Linked DNA regions of Mus musculus: region 2 is linked to region 1. A link is a loop called in an ENCODE intact Hi-C map of the cell type or tissue named here. Cell type or tissue: left cerebral cortex. All regions are shown on one strand. Links, peaks and the distances in the headings refer to the core of each region. The heading gives the core; the rest is flanking DNA. Region 1 has its middle 9.1 kb from the start of Enox1. Region 2 has its middle 42 kb from the start of Gm30467.

The links. A loop is a pair of places that touch in the nucleus more often than their neighbours do. Peaks named below come from ENCODE experiments on the same cell type or tissue, not always from the same donor. Only the 100,000 strongest peaks of a DNase experiment are listed, where the experiment ranks them.
Region 2: a loop joins it to region 1, with 2.8 times the contacts of the local background. A loop is called at or near these places in 2 of 42 quality-filtered maps.

What each region holds. Positions count from the first base shown.
Region 1 is chr14:77,146,219-77,149,140 of GRCm38, forward strand. No RefSeq gene overlaps it. Among named protein-coding and RNA genes, the nearest start is that of Enox1, 9.1 kb to the right of the region's middle. In left cerebral cortex, for the core only: no CTCF peak of the experiment used is centred there; a DNase peak (open chromatin) is centred at 1,590.
Region 2 is chr14:77,737,582-77,740,503 of GRCm38, forward strand. No RefSeq gene overlaps it. Among named protein-coding and RNA genes, the nearest start is that of Gm30467, 42 kb to the right of the region's middle. In left cerebral cortex, for the core only: no CTCF peak of the experiment used is centred there; a DNase peak (open chromatin) is centred at 1,510.

The DNA.
Region 1 (2,922 bases), core at 127-2,626:
GCTTTTATATATATAATGTCACTGTGATACACAAATGAGATAACTAATGTGGAAATTATACAGTATCCACTTTCTTTTCTCCTTATAATAGATAGAAAACCATTTCTATCTATTTGCCTCACACAGATGCTAGTATTTCTGGGCATTTATTGAACGACAATGCTCTCTCCCTGATTTACAAATACAATCAGACAGAGTTCCTGCCCTGTGGTTTAAACTGGGAAAACATGCATGATAAAAACATTCAAAGAAGACAAAAGCCAGCAGTGATCACTGATGTATTTATAGAAGGTCTAAATGTTCTTTGAAGGCAAATGCTATGTGCATTTCCCCTAATCTGTAAGATAGTTGCTTGTTGTGCATAAATACTCACACATATTGATGTAGAATCAGGAGAAATTAGAATAAAAGAGGATTAAGAGGAAATAAAGCTGAATAGAGTAGAGAACATGAGACATGGGCCAGGAGAGTCCTGCTGATGTGTTGACGCCTTATTATCTGCCTTACATTTTAGTGAGTCTGAAATAGGAGTACACTGATGTAGGCATGATATGGACTCACCTTGCAAGTGGGCTCCTTTCCTCAGAAACTGTCAAGTAGTTCAGCTTGTCATCACCTGTTGTTTAGCACTAAGCATACTAATATTCAATATTCTATTAGCCAGAGCAACATTCCCAGATATGCCCGTATCTATACAGTGTCTTAGCTTTTCTAAAATACTTTATAATAGCAATTTAATTACCATAATAACTTTTTGAGATGGGTATTGCCATCATCTGTAGTCTGAAACTGTAAATGTTGGGGTAGGGGCTGGAAAATAATTCAAAAGTAAGACTGAGAGGGAAGGGGTCACGGCTGAACCCCAGATTTATGCATTTTCTTCTTCAGGCTGCATAACTCTATCAGAGTCTAAAATAAAACCCTAACATAAAGGAGAGGAGTCTGGAAATTACATGTAAAAGTGCACTTAGCACTTGGGTTGAATTTTGAAGAGTTTACAGGTCAAGTCCATTGGCTTCCACGCGATGGTCTAGTGAAGTGGCTTCCGAGGTAGACACTGCAGCCTTAAGAAGCATCTCTGTGAAGCTTGATTGGTGGGTCGTGACTCTGTGCGTGAACACTACATGCTTTTCCGACAGCAGTATTGGGATGCCTCGGTACAGCCCACCCTAAAAAATTCTAAGGCATTTATTATTTGTTTAGTGGTAATGCTATGAAGAAGCATACAAATGGAGAAGAAGTTGGCTTTAGAGAAAAATGAGACAAAGTTATAATTGATATTTCAAGAATTATATAGGATTCTTAGAATTTTCATAATGATTAAATTATAGCTGAGTAAGACACAAACACATCCAATTAATTAAACCTGGCTATCAACAAAACATCAGTAGCTCCTTTTGGTTTCAGTCTTCTAGTCTAAACTAGATTCCTCCAAATCCCCTTTGCCAGAGTCTGGGTAAAAGATGACAACTACTGTAGAAAAGCCAAACCCAAAAATACCCTGTTGGGTGTAGACTAGAATTCCCAGTTACATTTATTTTTCTCTTTCTTTACAGTAAGAACAAAATCTCTAACAAATGGGAGATCTTATACTACAATAAGAATGCAATCTGTTTCTCCTATTCTGAACTAGTGCTGCTATTCTGGAAATCTAAAATGTAAATTGCTCCACAAAGCAGCTGCTAAGGGCTAATTTCCATTTATGTTTTAGGTTTTTTTCCTTCTATAATTGTCATAGGATGGAACTACTGAGATGCTTGTGGATTAATACTACCAAAATATACCCCTATTGCATCACCGTCTGGAGTTTCTATTCTGTAGCATCGGAAAATTATCTGTCTAGAAGGGGTCATGACTAATAATTGCACGCTGCACTATATGCAAAGTTTAGATCCCTTTATGTGTGCTTCAGAGAATGTGATGTTACTTCTTTTATGTCTAAAACATTATGGTTCCTATAATATGAAACTCTCTGAGTGTTTGGTGCTGGACCGTATAAGACACAGCTCTTCATTGTTTTTCACCATCATGGCTTAGTCTAGAGTTTTGCAATTTCAATACACTGAAGAATTGTGTCATCCCAAGGGATGGATTCCTACTAGTTGACACCTTAGGAGACTTACAGTGTGACCTGATCAAGGGATAGAGGGTCAGGAGTTGGACAGACAGCAGATGGAAGATGTGAACCTTCTCTACTTGGCTGTTCCCTTTCATGTCCTGATAGATCTGAAAAGATTAAATCCAATAACATTTTCATTCTTCAGATTGCAGGTTACACACGGGACACGTGCAAAGGGACATCAGTGTGATAAATAGATGTTCTCAGGCTCACATAGTAGAATTTCTTTTGAATAGAGAGATAGCTAGTTGGGATGACGCAATGAGGGAGAGAGATGACATTGAAGAAATACAGAAATCAGGCAATCGAGAAGAGGGGTAGACACCACATACCCTCAAATCCTTTAGATTCACACCAACACTAGAAAGTGAGATGACACGCTGAGGGTCGTCTCATATCTTTCCAGAATGACCTGACATACAGATACTAAGCTACTCCCACTTTCAGATGAGAAAACTGAGGATTGGTGAGGTTCAGAAACTTGCTCGAGTTCACACCCTGTGATACAAATCCAATCTAGACTGATAGTCAATATTTCCCCCTTTGCTGCCTTATTTACCACTAAATATAAACGTCTATCCTGGTGGCTGTGAAGGTTAAGATGAAGTGTATACAGTGTACTTTAGAAATACCACTGAAGTAGTTAAATAATAATAAAAACTTAATTTAAAATGTTTTAAAATTTCACTTGAGGATTTACTGCATGCGTACTGTGTTTATCTTTTCCATCCCTTTACCCCCTCCAACTCCTTTGTCTTCCCACTCTCTCTCAAATTCATGACTTTTAAAATGACTATTGTGAT
Region 2 (2,922 bases), core at 200-2,699, 590 kb after region 1:
GATGAGCTCATTCCTCGAAGGAAGAAAGGGGTGAATGATAAAGGCGGGATAACCTGACTCTGGACACTATCTACCTGCAAATTAGAGCAAACTCTTTATGTGGGGGTTGGGGGGGGGGAGATCTCCATGTTTCCTTTCTACCCAGACTACCCATCTACCACCTACCATCTAAAATGGTGTTCAGGTATTCACTGACACAAGAAAGCATGATTTGAATTCTTACAAATAGCTGCATCCAGATACAAGCACATGGTGATGGCTTCCTTTGAAGAAGTCATTTGTTTTGCCTATGGTTTCTTTGGGGTGATGTCTGCATCCCTGGCTTACTTGCAGAGGTTTTGTGTGATTGAACCTTTTGGTTTTACCTTGTCTCCCTCCTAATAGTTGGAAGAGGTTCACACTGGAAGACGTTTTGTATTAAAATCTGGCATGGGGTCCAAGAGACAGTCTCTTCTTTTGACTCGGCTCAGAGCTGGCTATGGTTCCTTCTGCTATGCCTCTAGCCTTTGGAGAGAAAGGGCCTTGTGTGTAGACAGCTTGTGGAATGATTACAAGATATAAAAAGATATTTGAGGGTTAGCAATATAACCCAGTTAAGTGCTCTCCCAGCATGGACAGAGTCTTGGGCTCAGTCCCCTGGACAGAGTCTTGGATTGGGTCCCCACAAGCTGGGCACGGTGCCACATACTAGCAATTCCAGCTCTCAGAAGGTAGAGGCAAGAATATAAGGAACCCAACGTCATTCTTAGCTACATAGCAAGTTCAAGGGCAGCCTGAGATTTAAGAGACCCTGCCTCCACCCCCAAAAAAGGATAAAGATGACTCGGTCCCTGAAGAGAGACACCATGGCTCTATAAGTCCTTTTATCACTACTCTTTGCTATCTGACCTTCAGCACTTATTCTGTGCCTCAATTTACTCATCAGCAACACCTAAATAGTTTTAAAGAGCTGCCCTGCCCTCTTCCGACCTACTATGTAATAAATCAGGATGTCGGAAAGTTCTGTAATTTCAGAGTCTATAAATCAAGCAGAGCAAAATATAGAAACCATCAATATCATCACCCTAGGTCAAAAACAAGATTTCAATTCCAGGCTCTGACGCCAGCCTAGTGAGTATAAATGCCGGTGGCTCTTGTCGCCACATTCAATGTATTCGCCATCAGATCAAGAAGTCATTAGAGAAAGACAGCCTCACTGTACAGTGGCACAGTCCTAACAGCAGACTGACAAACATGGAGACAGCTGGCGGCTCAGCAGCAGATTTTAAAATGAATTTACAGTTTATGAAATGTGCAAGATTGATGACATCAGTGACAGAGTCCTTGCTTAAAGGGACAGACCAAGGGAGACAAGGACAGTGACCTGGATATCCTCTGCTTGCTCCTCCACTCCTGCCAATACTCAGGCAGGACACTAGGGCTTGCCAAGTCCCCACAATGGAATCAGAATCTGAACTCATGGTGACATGCTCAAAACAGATTCAACTCGTTGGTTCTTCATGTTGGCAGAGAATGAGCCAGCTGTGGGTAGGCGGGAGAAAGGGCGAGCCTTCCCTTCTGGTCACTGCCTTTGAAATTGTGTAAGCGTGTAGAAAGGAGCTCACCATGGAGCCGATGGCACCCAGCACAGGTGTGAGGCACTTGGTAACTGTGACACAATCCTACAGAGAGGGTGACGATCCTCATCAAATCTCACATTTGACAGCCTTACTTATTATCTCTTCCATGTCTCTGCAATTATCAGACAGCCCACCAGGACTGCACAGTTTTACAAGGTTCTTCTTTCATAGCATCAAGGGATTTCAGCCCATCTCTACTGGCTGTTTCCTTGACATTTTCTCTAAAACATCCAAAACTTTGATTTAAATAAAAACAAAAACCACTCAGTGTGGCACATTATTTGGTACTTTTCAACAATCTCTAATGACTTCTCAATGAGTCAATGACACTGAAAGAATCACAGCTGAGTCCAGCACCCAGGAATTGGGTGAGTGCCATGTTGACATGCCCTCTCACTAGCCCATCTGGTCCCTTCCCTTTTCTGTCATGTGTTTCAGAGTCATGACATATTTGTTTGAAGCATAGAGCTCTTATTCCCTGGGCTAGGTAAAGTGCTTGCTGTGCAAGTCTGAAGACCTGAGTTCAATGCCTAGCACCAACAGACCAAAAGTGGAGCACTGCACTACATACCTATAATCCCAGTGGTACGGAGACAGAAGGGTTTCTGTCACACAAGACAAATTGCTGAGTTCAAGATTCAGTGAGAGACTATCTCAAAACATAAGGTAGAGACTGATTGAGGAAGATGCCTAATGTTAACCTCTGGCTTCCACTTAACAACTCCAATTTGATATTTAAAAGACAGAAAGAGAGTAAATCATGGATTCTGACCACTTCTAGCAAGTCTCAAATGCCTGTTCCTTTTGGTCCCAATCTGAGGAGCTGACTATTGAGAGGACTCTGAGCCTGATGTCACTAGGACTCAGCCATTGGTGAGAGGCCACTGCTAGACATAGTCAGCCTATCCAGTCTTAGCCTGCTTGAAAGTCACAGAGAAAACCACCAGAGTTATCTACACTGAGAGGATCCCTATGACCAGGCACCATGCAGAGGTATGAGATGGGAGGAGAGTATATGTCAGCCAAGCAATCAGAGAGGCAGACAGAAGGCTCTGCTACTAAGATGCTAAAGCAGCAGGGGACAAACTATCCCTTCTACCTTCCGATCACCAGACCTCTTTTCCTGGTACTGTTCTGCTTTCCAGCTTCTCTAGTTCCCTGTTGTTCTTCATGCTTTGTGGCTTGGTTATCCTTGGGAGTGAGTGTTCCTGTTTCTTGTAGCTCACAGGCATATCTGCAACCTGGGTAAGCTGAATATCCAACAGTTAGTGCTTATTTTGAACTGATGCAATGGCTACTTTTA